Linked DNA regions of Homo sapiens: all the other regions are linked to region 2. A link is a contact called in ENCODE Hi-C or POLR2A ChIA-PET data. All regions are on one chromosome and are shown on one strand. The core of a region is the stretch at or near the end of the contact, and the rest is flanking DNA. Distances in the headings are between cores, read along the strand shown.

Region 1 (4,463 bases), core at 265-2,764, 660 kb after region 2:
AGGCACAACAGCCCATTACAAGCTATTGAAAAGTTCCATAAGAAAAAAAAAAAATGACATACAGCAGGAAATTCCTGACCAGTAGTGTAATTTCTTACATAAATGTGTTGGCAGATAAATGGATTTCTATGACTTTGCTTACGTCTGCTGCTTACTGCCCCTTTAGATATGTCACTTTGCAAATGTATTATAACTTCACTCTGACTCTATTTAATGGTATGATTCAATAAATTGTAGGTTCATCTTAATCTCCTCAAAATACTCTTGGCCTTTTGCCCAAAAGTGGGGGAAGGAATTAGTAACTAAAATAGCAAGAGAAGCTTGCTGTCAGTTAGTCTCCTGGAAAAGTACTATACTGAAGATTCAATATAGCAATACTGTAACTTACTAAGATGGTATATAAGGAATTAGACAGTGGAAAATTTAAGGTACAGATTAAGATTACAGCTACAGGACTATAAACATGGCACTAAAAAGTAAATGAGGCCAGGTGCCTCATTTAGCTGGGTGTGGTGGCATGTGCCTGTAGTGCCAGCTGCTTGGGAGGCTGAAGTGGGAGCATCACTTACGCTCAGGAGGTCAAGGCTGTTGTGAGCCGAGATCACACCACTGCACTCCAGCCTCAGCAACAGAGTAAGACCCTGTCTCAAAAAAAAAAAAAAAAAAAAAAAAGGGCCGGGCGCAGTGGCTCACGCCTGTAATCCCAGCACTTTGGGAGGCCAAGGCAGGCGGATTACCTGAGGTCAGGAGTTCAAGACCAGCCTGGCCAACATGGAAAACCCCATCTCTACCAAAAATACAAAAATTAGCTGGGCGTGGTGGTGGGCGCCTGTAATCCCAGCTACTCAGGAGACTGAGGCAGGAAAATCACTTGAACCTGGGACGTGGAGGTTGCAGTGAGCTGAGATTGTGCCATTGCCCTCCAGCCTGGGCAACAGAGCAAGGCCCCATCTAAAAAAAAAAAAAAAAAAAAGGACTAAATATGTACCGAACTCCATGTATATGAAAATACTGACCTAGATGTCTTCTTTATATAATTTCATGTTATTTTTATAACAATACTGTAAAATAAGCATTATGCCCTCCTTAGAGCTCAGAAAACCGAGTTTCTATGAGATTATATTACACAATTGATGCCCTCCCATTTCCTAGGTAGACCCAGATGTAGTAATACATGGATCTTCCACTTTCAGCCTGTGTAATCCTGAACAAGTCACTGAAAATCTGGGAGCCTCATTTTCCTCACCTGAAAAATGAGTAATGAGACCTACCTTACTACTTCCAAAAGTTATCACAAATACACTTAATAAACTACAAAACAAAACACAAGTGGTGGTTACTCTTATTAATACAAACAACTAGTTAATAAGAGAAAGTGATAGAGACTGATTTCTAAACTGTTTCCTGACACTTTGTTTTCAAATGCTTGATGATGCAATACTGAGCTGTGTTTTCCCAGCAAGGTCTTTGGGGTTGTCAATGAATCATTTCCTTCACATTCACATGAAAGATATGCCTGGGTAGATCAGGTTCCCACCCTGTTTTATCTTAACAACCCATACATTGCAGGTAAGCAAACAATTAGTATTGTTCAGAATTTCACTTACAGAAATCTAACATTCCCTCTCTGCAGATATTTTTCAGCACAAAGAACGGGGACTTTTGGGTCATTGACCTACTGACACTGCATTTACAATGACAAGTTCTATGTCTGCAACGTAAAAGGCAAGAAGACTAAATCTGTTTTCCATTTTTCTTGTGAACTAAACTGGGTTTTCAAAGAATACCTTATGTGGATCTACAACATAAAAGACAGCAAAATAAATATTTTATTAGAATATTTTATCAGTTCAACTTTGTAACATATATTATAAGATTAATCAATGGTAACAATAAGTTTTAAGGAACATAAATTTGAAATTGAAGATTATTCATGACAGTAATAACAAATCTAAAAATAACCTCAGTATCCAATTTATTTTATCTTGCTGTTTGGTTTTTACTAAACTAAGTCTGATTCATAAGCAATTGCATATGAGAACAGTTTTTTAATATTTTGCCACATTTATTCCATTTATTCATCAAACCATCCATTCATCCTTCTATTTTTCATTTGTTTACTGAACCATTTCAAAGTAAATTATAGATAATAGCATGCCTCCCTCGTAAACCTCTTGGCATGCATCTTTTAAAAATTAGGGAGTTTTCTTAACATAGCCACAATACCATTATCACTCCTAAAAATTTAGGGATTCCTATAATAATAATTCTAATATCTAGTCCTTATTCAGAATCCCAATTGTCCCTCAAACTTGTTCTCCCAACAGGATCCAATACGGAATTACACATTGTTTTCATGTTTACATCTCTCAAGTTTAGTTTATCTTAATATAGCTCCCCCTGTGCCCCATCACCTGCTCTTTTTCCCATCCCACTGACCTGAAGAGACCAGAGTAGTGCCCCACATTCTGGAATTTTTTTGAGGGTTATGCCCAATTCTTTCATTTATTTATTTGCTTTTAATTTTAAATTCAAGAGGTATATGTGCAGGTTTATTACATGGGTATAATACCTGATGCTAAAGTTTGAGCTTCTAATGATCCCATAAACCAAGTAGTGAACATAGTACCCTTGCTCCCTCTGTCTCTCCCTCCTTTTGGAATCCCCAGTGTCTATTTTTCCCATCTTTGTGTCCAAGTGTACCCAATGTTTAGCTCCCACTTAAAAGTAAGAACATGTGGTATTTGGTTTTGTTTCTGCATTAATTTACTTAGGATAATGGCCTCCAGATGCATCTACGTTACTGCAAAGGGCATGAATACATTCTTCTCTGTGGCTGCATTGTGAACCTGGTGGATATTCACCACATTTTTTTAGTCCAGTCTACCGCTGGTGGGCACCTAGGTTGATTCCATGTCTTTGCTATTGTGAATAGTGCCATGGTAAGCATAGCAGTGCAGGTGTCTTTTTGGTGGAACGATTTATTTTCCTTTGGGTATATACCCAGTAATGGGATTGCTGGGTTGAATGGTAGTTCTATTATTAGTTCTTTGAGAAATCTTCGAACTGCTTTCCACAGGCGGTGAATTCATTTGCATTCCCACCAGCAGTGTATAAGCATTCTCTTTTATCTTCATTCTTGCCAGTATCTGTTGTTTTCTGAAATTCTGATAATAGCCACTCTGATTGGTGTGAGATAGTATCTCATTATGGTTTACATTTGTGTGTGTGTCTCTTTTTTTTTTTTGAGACAGAGTCTCGCTCCATCTGTAACCCAGGCTGGAGTGCAATGGCACGATCTCAGCTCACTGCAATCTCCAACTCCCAGGTTCAAGCAATTCTCCTGCTTTAGCCTCCCGAGGAGCTTGGACTACAGGCATGCACCACCACACCACACTCGGTTAATTTTTGTACTTTTAGTAGAGATGGGGTTTTGCCATGTTGGCCAGGCTGGTCTCAAACTCCTGACCTCAGGTGATCTGCCTCGGCCTCCCAAAGTGCTGGGATTACAGGCGTGGGCCACTGCACCTGGCCTGTGTCTCTCTTATGATTAGTGGTGCTGAACATTTTTTTATTTGTTGGCCACTTGTATGTCTTTTGAGGAGTGTCAGTTCAAGTCCTCTGCCTACTTTTTAATGGGGCTATTTGTTTTTTCTTGTTGATTTGTTTAAATTACTTATAGATTGTGGATATTAGTCCTTTGTCAGACACATAGTTTGCAAACATTTACTCCCATTCTGTGTGTTGTCTGTTTATTCTGTTGATAGTTTCTTTTGCTGTGCAAAAGCTCTTTAGTTTAATCAGGACCTAATTGTCCATTTTTGTTTTTGTCATGTTAGCTTTCAAGGACTTAGTCATAAATTCTTTGCCTTAATCAATGTCTAGAAAAGTATTTTCTAGTTTTTCTTCTAGGATTTTTATAATTTGAGGTCTTACATTTAAGACTTCAATTCATCTTGGTTAATTTTTGTATATGGTGAGAGGTACGGGTCCAGTTTCATTCTTCCGTGTATAGCTAGCCATTTATTGAATAGAGTGTCCTTTCCACATTGTTATTGTTGACTTTGTCAAATATTAGTTAGTTGTAGGTGTGCAGCTTTATTTCTGGGTTCTCTATTCTATTCATTGGTCTATGTGTCCATTTTTGTACCAGTACCATGCTGTTTAGGTTACTGCATCCTTGTAGTATAGCTTGAAGTCAAGTAATGTGATTCCTCCAGCTTTATTCTTTTTGCTTAGAATTGTCTTGATTATTTGGGCTCTTTTTTGGTTCCATATGAATTTTGGAACAGTTATTTCTAATTCTGTGAACAGTGACTCACAATTTGATAGGAATAGCATCGAATTTGTAGATGTGTTTGGGCAGTATAAACATTCCAACGATACTGATTCCTCCAATCCATAAGCATAGAATGTTTTTCCGTTTGTTTGTGTCATCTGCGATTTCTTTCAGTAGTGTTTTG
Region 2 (4,869 bases), core at 1,070-3,569:
TGAGGGATGTATTTTCTACAGGTACATTTATCTTTATAGACATATGAGTTATTTTAGGTATTTCTGGTTGATACAGATAGAAGATCAAATTAGGCCTCAGGAGACTTCAGTTCAAGTCCTGACTCTGCCAATATAAATGTAAATGTGGGTAAATCCCTTGCTCTCCATGATCCTCTTCTTCTTTGCTTTTTTGCCTAATTTATCAAGTTATTAAGGGAATCAACTGAGGGGCTAAATGTTAGGGCTTTTTGAAAATTGCAAAATATCATTTAGTAAGTGTTTGAATTCGACTGGGTATATTTAGTACTTAATTTAAAAAATCAATATTGCTGCCTGATCTTGCTACTAAAGCAATCTTATACAGTCTTACATATCTACTTTTGGTAATTATTTAATCAAATTCCATCTCAAATATATTTTAAACCAGCAGAGTTAACTTACATAGTGGCACTATTCCAAGTTTGTTTTCTAATATATGTAATAGAAGCTCATTAAAGCACTCATTAAAAATGCAAACACATCTCCAAAGCAGATAATTATTAAACAAAGCAAGTAATATCTGTAATATCCTTTTAACGAAAAGTCTACTTTTAAATATTGGTTTCTCTTAAAGCAATGGATAGATTTTGCAAGTGAATCCAATCCACAGACTTGCTAAGCCCAGATTATGTTTATGAAAGGTATTGTGTTAGGTGCTGTAGAGTGACAAGATACAAGAAAACTGCCTCTGCCCTCAATGTGCTTAAGAGGACAGGATACAGGGGAAGCTAAATATAGGTGAATTAATTTATGTGAACAGCTGTACACATTACATTACTATTATATCTATCCATATATAATATATAATATATAATGTGTATTATATATAAAGAAGATAAATAATCCTTTAGTCCTAAAATAAAGCTGCATCAGTTTTAAAGATGAACAATTATTGAAATCAAAGTTTATCTAATTAGCTCAAATAACATTTATATTATCAGAGCATGTTTAGCTAATGTGTAATATAAGATACAGATAATCTCTAAATAGCAATGACACTAAAATATTCCTAAAAAATCTAAAAGTATGATTAACTATGGGATATGATACTGTACAGAAATGGGTTTTCCATGGGGCTGGAACACTGAAGCACAGACGTAGTGCTCAGGAATGCTTAGACAATGACTCTCCTCGCTCTTCTCCCCGAGATGAGGATGTGGTCTTCTGATATAAAACTTGGTTCAGAAACAAGGAGACCTCAATTATTGTAAGCATTTTCTTAAACTGAGTCATTAAATATAGAGAGTGTTTACATAAATGCTTCTCTGGCTAGGAATGTAAACACTAAATATAAAGTACCTGAGACAGAGTAAAAAAAAACCAAGCTTCTCAGATCTGTCTGACCCACAAATGAGCCAAAAGTTGGAGTTACCAGAAAAGGAATTTATAATACTTATGATTAACATGAAAAATAAATAGTGAAATGATGAATAAAAGGAGAATTTCACTAGAAGGTTGGAATCTGTGAAAAAATCACATGTATATTTTAGAACTCTAAACACTGAAAAAATATTTGAAATTAGGAATTCAAATGGATAAGTTTACAGCAGATGACACACAGCATAATTAGTGAATAATGGGCTGGATCAGTGAGCTGGAACCCAGATAAATAGAAAGTATCTACTCCTGAAGCAGGAAGAGAAAAAAGAATGGAAACAATGGCAAGAACAAGATACACATGAAACTTTTCACATATATATAATTGGAGTTCCAAAAAGGAGAGAGAGAATAGAGGAGAAGCAATATTCAAAGAGATAATGGATAAGAATATCTATGTATTGATGTAAGAACAAGGAGCAAGATAAAGAAAACTGTAGCTAACCACATCATAGTCAAACTGTTGAAAACCAAAGATAAAGAGAAAAATCATAAAAGCAGCCAGAAGAAAAAAAAGAAATTAGCTTCAAAGAAGCAACAATAAGATTCACAGTTGATTTATCAACATAAATTATAGATGCGAGAAGACAATATTGTCAACTTTAAGAGCTTAAAGAAAATAATTGCCAGACTAGAATTATATCTTGCAATCATATCCTTCAAATATGAAAGTAGAATAAAGATGTTTTCAGGAAAACTAAAGGATGTTCTTCAGGCAGAAGGAAAATAATCTCAGCCTAGGCAACAAAGCAAGACCTTGTCTCTACAAAAAAAAAAAAAAAAAAAATTGTGGGCACAGTGGCACACACCAGTAGTCCCAGCTACTCAGGAAGCCGAGGTGGGAGGATTGCTTGAGCCCAGGAGGTTGAGGCCGCAGTGAGCCATGATCACGCCACTGCATTCCAGCTTGTGTGACAAAACGTGAGACACCTGCCTCAAAAAAGAAAAAAAAAAAAAAGAAAGAGAGAGAGAAAGAAAAGAGAATTCCAGACAGAAAAACATGGAAATGAAGGAAGGAATAAAAAACACTGGTGAGGGTAAACATGGATATTTGTAAGTCACTATTGATTATAAAAGACAGTAATTATAACGTCGTTTGTAGTATAAAATATATGTAGAACTAAGATGTGTGGCAAAAAGAACAAAATCAGGAGGGATAAATCATTTAAAAGGTCAAAGGGTCTAACAGTATCAGAGGAGTGGCAAAGATAATTTGTATAATTCTGTAATAAATCAAGGATATATATTGCAATCTCTAGGATAGTTACTATTAGAATTAAAGAAGTAAAACTTGCAAGTTTTTAGAATGAAATCCTTGAATAATTAAAAAAATAGAGGAAAGAGAGGGCGAAAAAAAGAACATAAAATGACAACAAAAGGAATATAAAAGAAAAGAGCACAATAGAAAATGAAAAATAAGATGGTAGCTATAAGCCCAATGATGTCAGTGATTACACTGAATGTAAATAAGCTAAATTTGAAGTAAAATACTGTCAGATTAGATAAAAAACAAACCCAAATCTTCAAATCTAATAAAAAGAAATGTTTAATGTGAAAGGAAAGCCAAATATACCATGCAAACACAAACCTGCCCCTGCTCCTAAAGCTGTCTAGCTATACTAATATCAGACAATGTGAACTGTAAGGCAAGAAACATTATTAGAGATAAAGTGAGACAGTTCATAATTATAAATAAATAAGTCCAATAGGAAATGAGCACAATCCTAAATCTCTGTGCACCTAATAATATAGCTTCAAAATAAACTAAACAAAAATGGACAGAACAATGAGAAAAAAATGTACAAATCAGCACTCACAGTGGGAGGCATTAGTGCATCTCTTTCAAACACATAGCAGAAAAAGTGAAAAATAAAAAAATCAGTAAGGATATAGAAGATATAAACAGCACAGTTAACATATGTAATCTAATGTCATGTATGCAAAATGGTACCTAATGACCACTTCATATTCACTTCAAGTATACAAAGAACATAAGAACATTTATTACAATCAATATATCATAACAAGAAAAAAGTCTCAACAATTTCAAAATATTGACATCTTTCAGAATGTCTTCTCTGACCACAGTGGAAGTTAAGCTAAAGATCAATAACAACAACAGGAAAAACCCAAGTGCTCAAAATTAAACAATATACTCTAAATAATCCATGGGATAAAGAAAAAAAACAGAAATTAGTTCTTAAACTTAAATAATAAAAATCACATTTGAAAAATCATGTGAAAAAACTAAAATGGTGCTTAGAAGGAAATATATAGTCTTATATTCCATATTAGAAAGGAAAAAGCCTGAAAATCAATGATTTAAGTGTTAATTTCAAGAAAGTAGAGAGAGAGCAGGAATCAAACTTACAAAAAGAAATGATAAAGATAAAAGCAAAAACCAAGGAACATATAAGAAAGACAATAAAGCCAAAGTCAGTTGTTTAAAAACATCAAAATCTAAAGAAGACTGATCAAAAGAAAAAAAAATAGACAAAACAAATTCGCAACAACAGCAATGAAAAAGGAGATATCACTATAGATCATACAAGCATCAAAAGGACAATAAAAGGAAACTTAAAACAAATTTATGCTGATAAATTTGACAATTTGGATGAAATAAACAAACTCTTTGAAAATACAATTTACCAAGACTGACAGGAGAAGAGATGAAAATATCAATAATTTAGGATGTATTTTTTTTTAAAATTAAGCCCATTATTTTAAAAAAGAAAAGCCTGGGCTCAGATAGTTTATCAGTGAATTCTTCCAAACACTTAAGGAAAAATTAACAGCTGTCTTGTATAATTCTTCCAGAACACAGAAAGAGAAGGTGAGCTTTCCAGACTTAAAAAAAATTGTAATAGCATAAACTTGATTTTTAAACCCTGACAAGATTGTGAGAAAGAAAACTGCAAGCCCATCTTTCTCATAAACATTACTTAAAAATTCTTAACAAAATATTAGGAAGCCAAATCCATTGATACAGTAAATGGAGTGCAAGTTCAGTCCAAGTGTACAAGTGTGGCTTACCATTCAAAAATCATAAACATAATTCACCACATTAACAGAAAAAGGAGTAAAATCATACAATCATCTCAAATGCAGAAAAAGCATTTGATAAATTCAACATCCATTTGTGATGAAAACACGTAATCAATTAAGAACAGAACTTTCTTAATCTCATAAAGAATATCTACAAAATATCCGTAGCAAACATCATTCTCAATGGTAGTATGTTGAAAACTTCCCCCTAAGACTGGAACTGGGTCAAGAATGACCACTGTCATCATTTCAGTCTAACATTGTAGAAGGAGGTCTAGCCAATGCAAAAGGTCAGAGAAAGAAATAAATGTCATGGAGATTGGAAAGCAAGAAATAAAATTGTCATTTCCAGACAATAAGATCATGCACATTCAAAATTTCTAGAGAATCTAAGGACAAATTCTTAGA
Region 3 (4,727 bases), core at 789-3,288, 710 kb after region 2:
CTTAGCTCAATAACTCCCATAGCTCTAGGACAAACAACTGTCCTGAGCCCTGGGGACACGCTGTTGCACTCTGTTGAGCCTGACAGAATGCCTGCTCTTCCAGGCACTTACTCTCCTGGGAAGCACAGCCAGGTGAACAGGCCACGAGAATACACCGTGGTCAGTACCACTACAGGGGCAGACCTTGGGTGCCACACGAACACACAAAAGGAGCTTCTAACCCAGTCTTGGCTGGACAGGGAAGGTTTCAAGTGCAGAAAAGAAGGTTCCAGAAGGAAAAAACCAGTAGTATCTTGCTATCAAATCTATCCATTATTTAGGTTTCTTTGGGAAATTTCCTTTTCATTTGGCATTATGTCATCGTCCTTTCAAGGGTATTCACTTTTTGAATACATTTCAATCGATATATATTTATCGAACCCTGAAGACTAAAAAGCCTCATCGTCATTCTCCTGGAGGATTCACCATTTGCTCGGGGCTAAAGGTGTATGAAGACAAACCTTTCTCCTGAGAAAAAAAATGAGTTCTTAGGTCAAATATTTCAATAATCTACCCTTTAAGAAAAATGTAACACTGCCTTGGAATGCATGATTTCTTCATAAGACTTCCTTTTTACAATTGTGTGTGGCTTTCTACCCAAACTAACTTTAAACATCCCTCCACAATAAAATTCAGGAAGGCCACTTTAATAAAACGAGGGGGAAAATCCCACCAAAATGTAAACTTAATATTTCAACACAATTAAATTTATTAATAAAGAATTTCTATTGCATAGTGAACAAAGCATTGGATTTACCTGACAGTTTGGGGTCAAATTCCAGTTCCTCCTCTTAGAGAAGGAATGGCCTTGGGCGAGTTATCTAACTTCTCCAAGCATCAGTTTCCTCATTTGTAAAAGGTCAATAATGGGGTAAGAATAGCCCCTACCTCAGAGTTGATGAGAGAAATGAATATGCACACATTTACAAAGACCTTAAAGTAGTGCGTACCCTAAGCCTTATATGAAGATTATTATTCTTTCTAATTACAATAATTCTAATTGCAGAAATCTATGCGAAAACAATACACAGTTCTGGCCAAAAGAAGTTAAAACAAATGTGAAAAATAAGCGACATCCAGAAACTTCAGCAGCTCCCTTCTGTCCTATGCCTCAAGGTACCAGAGAGGGAAAAAGACCCCCAGGAGAGGCTGTGAGGAAACCTGAACTGCAAACCCACCACGATGTCTTCCTGGGAAAGGCAAGTTGGTAAAGAAAGATGTGAACTCTATTTCAGGGTAGTATGTTTTTTTCATTTGCTTCCAAGACTTTGATGGAATGACTTGAGAGGAAAAGTTCACAATTACTAGAAAGAACCTAAAAGGACATGAGAGATGAAACCGTTGCAGTATTTTTGAAATAAATGTTTTCCTGCAAGAGCAGAGTCATGGGCGGGGTGTCTGTGTAATATCTACTCAACACAGCCGAAGGGTAAGAGGAAATCTTGGTAAGCCGACTTCCAAGTCTTAATGGGGAACCATACGGAACCAACTGCACGCCAAATCCCACGCTCACCGAAGCTTCAGGGATTTTCTTGTGGGTCTGGGGGTTTAATCTGACAGCTCCTAGAGCCTTCAGGACTTCCCGGGCACAGATAATGGGCCGCGACTGCACCCCCGCGTCCCTCCTTGGGGCGCAGGCTTTCCACAGCTACAGTTCTCCACGTCAGCAGCCACGTACACAAGCGCCGGCAGCTGCCAACAGGGCGTGCCCGCTTCCAACCCTGCACTCTCCCAAGCAGGACATCCCTGCACCGCCCGGCGCGTTCGCGAAAACTCCGCGGGGCCTCGAGGCGTCCCGGGATTAGCCCTGACGCTGTAGGGCTCTCTAGGTTTTCCACGACGCAGGGGAGCGTAACTGGAGCGCACCCGACAGCCTCTCAGCTTGCCCAGGCTCGACTGGATGGGGCTTTGCTGGACCCCCGACCCGACCCCCACACACCCGGGCGGCGGGGCCCAGGTACCTGCCAACGCCTCCGCACCTCATCGTCCCCTCTGCTTCCCCTCCTCCCTCTCCCCGAACCCTTCCCCCCTCCTCCCCGCCTCCTCCCCGCCTCCTCTTCGCCTCCTCCTCCACCTTCTCCTCCCCCCGACCCCTGCTCCCACTCTTGGCTCCAAGTCCGCGCGCGGGCTGGGGAGGCGGTGCCGAATGAATCACCGTCACGTGGGTCGCGGGCGCGCAGAGGCGGGCTGCGCCCGGGCGGCTCTGGCGCTCGGAGCGTTAGTGGAAAATTTCCGGAGATCTACTGGGGCTGCGCGCCGCAGGCCCCGCCCGCCGCCTCCCCGCTCCTTCGTATCCCCACCTCCTTTTCCCCCTCCCTCCTCCTTTTCTCTCTTCCCCCGCCGTTTTCCGGTCGCAGCCGGGCCCCGACATTGCGGAGGTTCCTTTCTCTCCGGGGAGCGGCGCTGCGCACGCCCCGCCCGCTGCAGCGCCCCAGGCTGGCGCCGCCAGACCCCTTTGCCCTGGGGCCGCCAGCCCTCGCTTCCTTCGCGCGGCTCCAAGCCGCCACGCGGCCTTGCCCCCGACCTTGCGTGTAGCCTGCTGGTATCCTGAGAGGCCAGGAGCGGCGTCCTGGCGCCTCCGCCTTCGCCTCTGGGGCGCCGCACCCCCGCCACCTCCGTTCCGCATTGAGTGAGACCCCCCACATCTCCGGGCGGAATGTGAGACAAAGGGAGAAGACGGTGACGATGGGCGTCTTGTCTTCTCATTTAGAATTACTGCACCGCCGTTTAAACAAAGCACATGCAAGGCCAATTGTGTTTTACCCACTCCCACTTAACCACTGAGAAAATAAGCTATTTTCTCTATCCCATAACATTCTCCACTTCGTTTTCCCAACCACGAACAAAATTTATTCCTGAGACAGCAACTTTGAGGATTTCGTTGACCTCATCCATGTAGAAGTGACAAATGGTTACACAACAAAATTGTTTCACTCAAAGGGGGTTGTTGTGTACGTGGTTCACCTCAATAAAACACACATTTAACTGTTTCAGCAACTGTTTAGCCCTGGACTGTCGCCCGGGTTAATGTCGCTGAATGGGGTGGGGGGTTGAAAAGTGGCATTAGCGCCACGTGTCCCAAGACGAAGTGACATGGAACCGGAGGCAGGTGCCTTAATCAGTCACGAAGTGCCAACGATGTCAGTCAAAACAGTTGGGAGTTTTATTGAGTAAAGATCTCAGAACCAAGCCCATATATTAAATGGTTCCCATCTAAGAACCAGAATTGCAGGTGTGTTAATTTTAATAAATCGTTATTTCAGTATCTTAGCCCTGGGCAAAGAAAGATCCGGAAACTGACTGAAGGCCAGGAATGTAGGTTCATCGTGGCCTACGAGTGCTTTGGGTAGCACACCTTCTTTCAGTCACTGTCATTTCTCTTTAGACAAGAAGACCCCTAACAAGTATTAAAATAAAGGTATTTTTTAATGATCCTGTTTTGGAAAATTGTAAGGATCTGAAATTTTTAATTTTTTAAAACAATGGAGCACTTCAATAAAACTTCTATTTTCTTTACTAAGAATATACACAGCTTGTTTTTTAGCTTAATTCTTGATTGTTGCTGTGACCTTACCACATTCTGAATAACCTTAAGCATGTATATGAGAATCGTATCTGTGATTTTGCTTTCACATTTCACTTTCCAAGACACTTATTGGTAATTAGCAGGTGTCAGTTTACCTAGCCAAAGAACCATTGTCTATAAATCCTTCATCTCTCTGCCATTGTTTTCTTTCACATTCATTGGCATATACTACACCTAGCAAAATAGACCATTCCAGGGTCAAATGAAAAGGCCAACAGGTAAGTATCACAAGAAGGTCATTAGTCAAGCCGTTATTTCCCCTCTTTTATTTGGGAAGGAGATGGGAGAAACAGAGTTCTGATACTAGGTCCCTGGAAAGTTCTTCAGTCTTGACAGAATTGGGTATGTTTGTACTAAAGTATCTGTAAAACTAAATTTTTTTAAATTTTTTGTTGTTGTTTTGAGACGGAGTGTTGCTCTTGTCGCCCAGGCTGCGGTGCAATGACGCGATCTTGGCTCACTGCAACCTCCGCCTCCCAGGTTCAAGCAATTCTCCTGCCTTGGCCTCCCAAATAGCTGCGATTACAGGCGCCTGCCAGCACACCCAGCTAATTTTTGTATTTTTACTAGAGACGGGGTTTCACCATGTTGGCCAGGCTGGTCTCAAACTCCTGACCTCAGGTGATCCGCCTGCCTCGACCTCCCAAAGTGCTGGGATTACAGACATGAGCCATCGCGCCCAGCCATATTTCTAAATTTTTTTAAGACTGAGTTTCTGTGGGCCCCTTAATTTTCTTTTTCTTGCTGAAAAATGAGGTATGCATTTACAAAATACTGATGCTTGCAAATATATGGATTTACAATATAATATATTTTTTAGGCATTACTATGTTTTCCAGTCCTGGCCAGTGGGATCTGAGACAACAATAACAGCATTTCCAGGAAATGTTATCTCTCAAAATAAAATTAACTCACAAAATGACGCTCCTTTCTTTTGCAATGGATGTGGTCCTGTCTGCCTATGACCCCTAAAACCACTGCAGCCAACATGTGACCATGATGGGAGAGATCCCCAGCATGTTGAAGAAAGCAAAGTGAAAATATAATGAGCTCTTTGTCTTGGAGGGAGGTATCAGGGCCAAGAATTAACCCCAGAACTGTG

What was found. A loop is a pair of places that touch in the nucleus more often than their neighbours do. ChIA-PET counts read pairs that join two places held with the same protein, here RNA polymerase II (POLR2A). Pooled maps may share reads with other maps.
Region 1: POLR2A ChIA-PET joins it to region 2 with 10 read pairs in MCF 10A. The contact joins two enhancer-like sites. POLR2A ChIA-PET finds 5 or more read pairs at or near these places in 2 of 52 experiments (MCF 10A and PC-9).
Region 3: a loop to region 2 is called in a map of sigmoid colon, with 3 times the contacts of the local background. The contact joins the promoter of SLC38A4-AS1 here to the enhancer-like site in region 2. A Hi-C loop is called at or near these places in 2 of 168 maps with a recorded cell type or tissue (chondrocyte and sigmoid colon) and 13 of 50 pooled maps. POLR2A ChIA-PET finds 5 or more read pairs at or near these places in 1 of 52 experiments (MCF 10A).

Annotation. Positions count from the first base shown.
Region 1 is chr12:46,427,607-46,432,069 of GRCh38, reverse strand. The region is part of intron 2 of SLC38A4-AS1 (SLC38A4 antisense RNA 1); the gene reads right to left. LOC124902923 (a long non-coding RNA gene) reads left to right here. Exons shown (of 2, transcript XR_007063284.1): 2 at 1,634-1,838. Among named protein-coding and RNA genes, the nearest start is that of SLC38A4-AS1, 46 kb to the right of the region's middle. RefSeq lists enhancers at 1,390-1,684, 1,223-1,724. Within about 2 kb of position 1,514, at least 11 of the 41 ENCODE cell types and tissues checked have a DNase peak (open chromatin) inside an H3K27ac peak, as active enhancers do; they include PC-9, where a contact is called at or near this core.
Region 2 is chr12:47,092,406-47,097,274 of GRCh38, reverse strand. The region is part of intron 1 of PCED1B (PC-esterase domain containing 1B); the gene reads right to left. Among named protein-coding and RNA genes, the nearest start is that of AMIGO2, 15 kb to the right of the region's middle. Within about 2 kb of position 2,319, at least 3 of the 41 ENCODE cell types and tissues checked have a DNase peak (open chromatin) inside an H3K27ac peak, as active enhancers do; they include PC-9, where a contact is called at or near this core.
Region 3 is chr12:46,380,987-46,385,713 of GRCh38, reverse strand. SLC38A4-AS1 (SLC38A4 antisense RNA 1) reads right to left here and starts at 2,038. Exons shown (of 4, transcript NR_125380.1): 1 at 2,019-2,038. RefSeq lists silencers at 2,033-2,102, 2,253-2,612 and an enhancer at 2,167-2,674.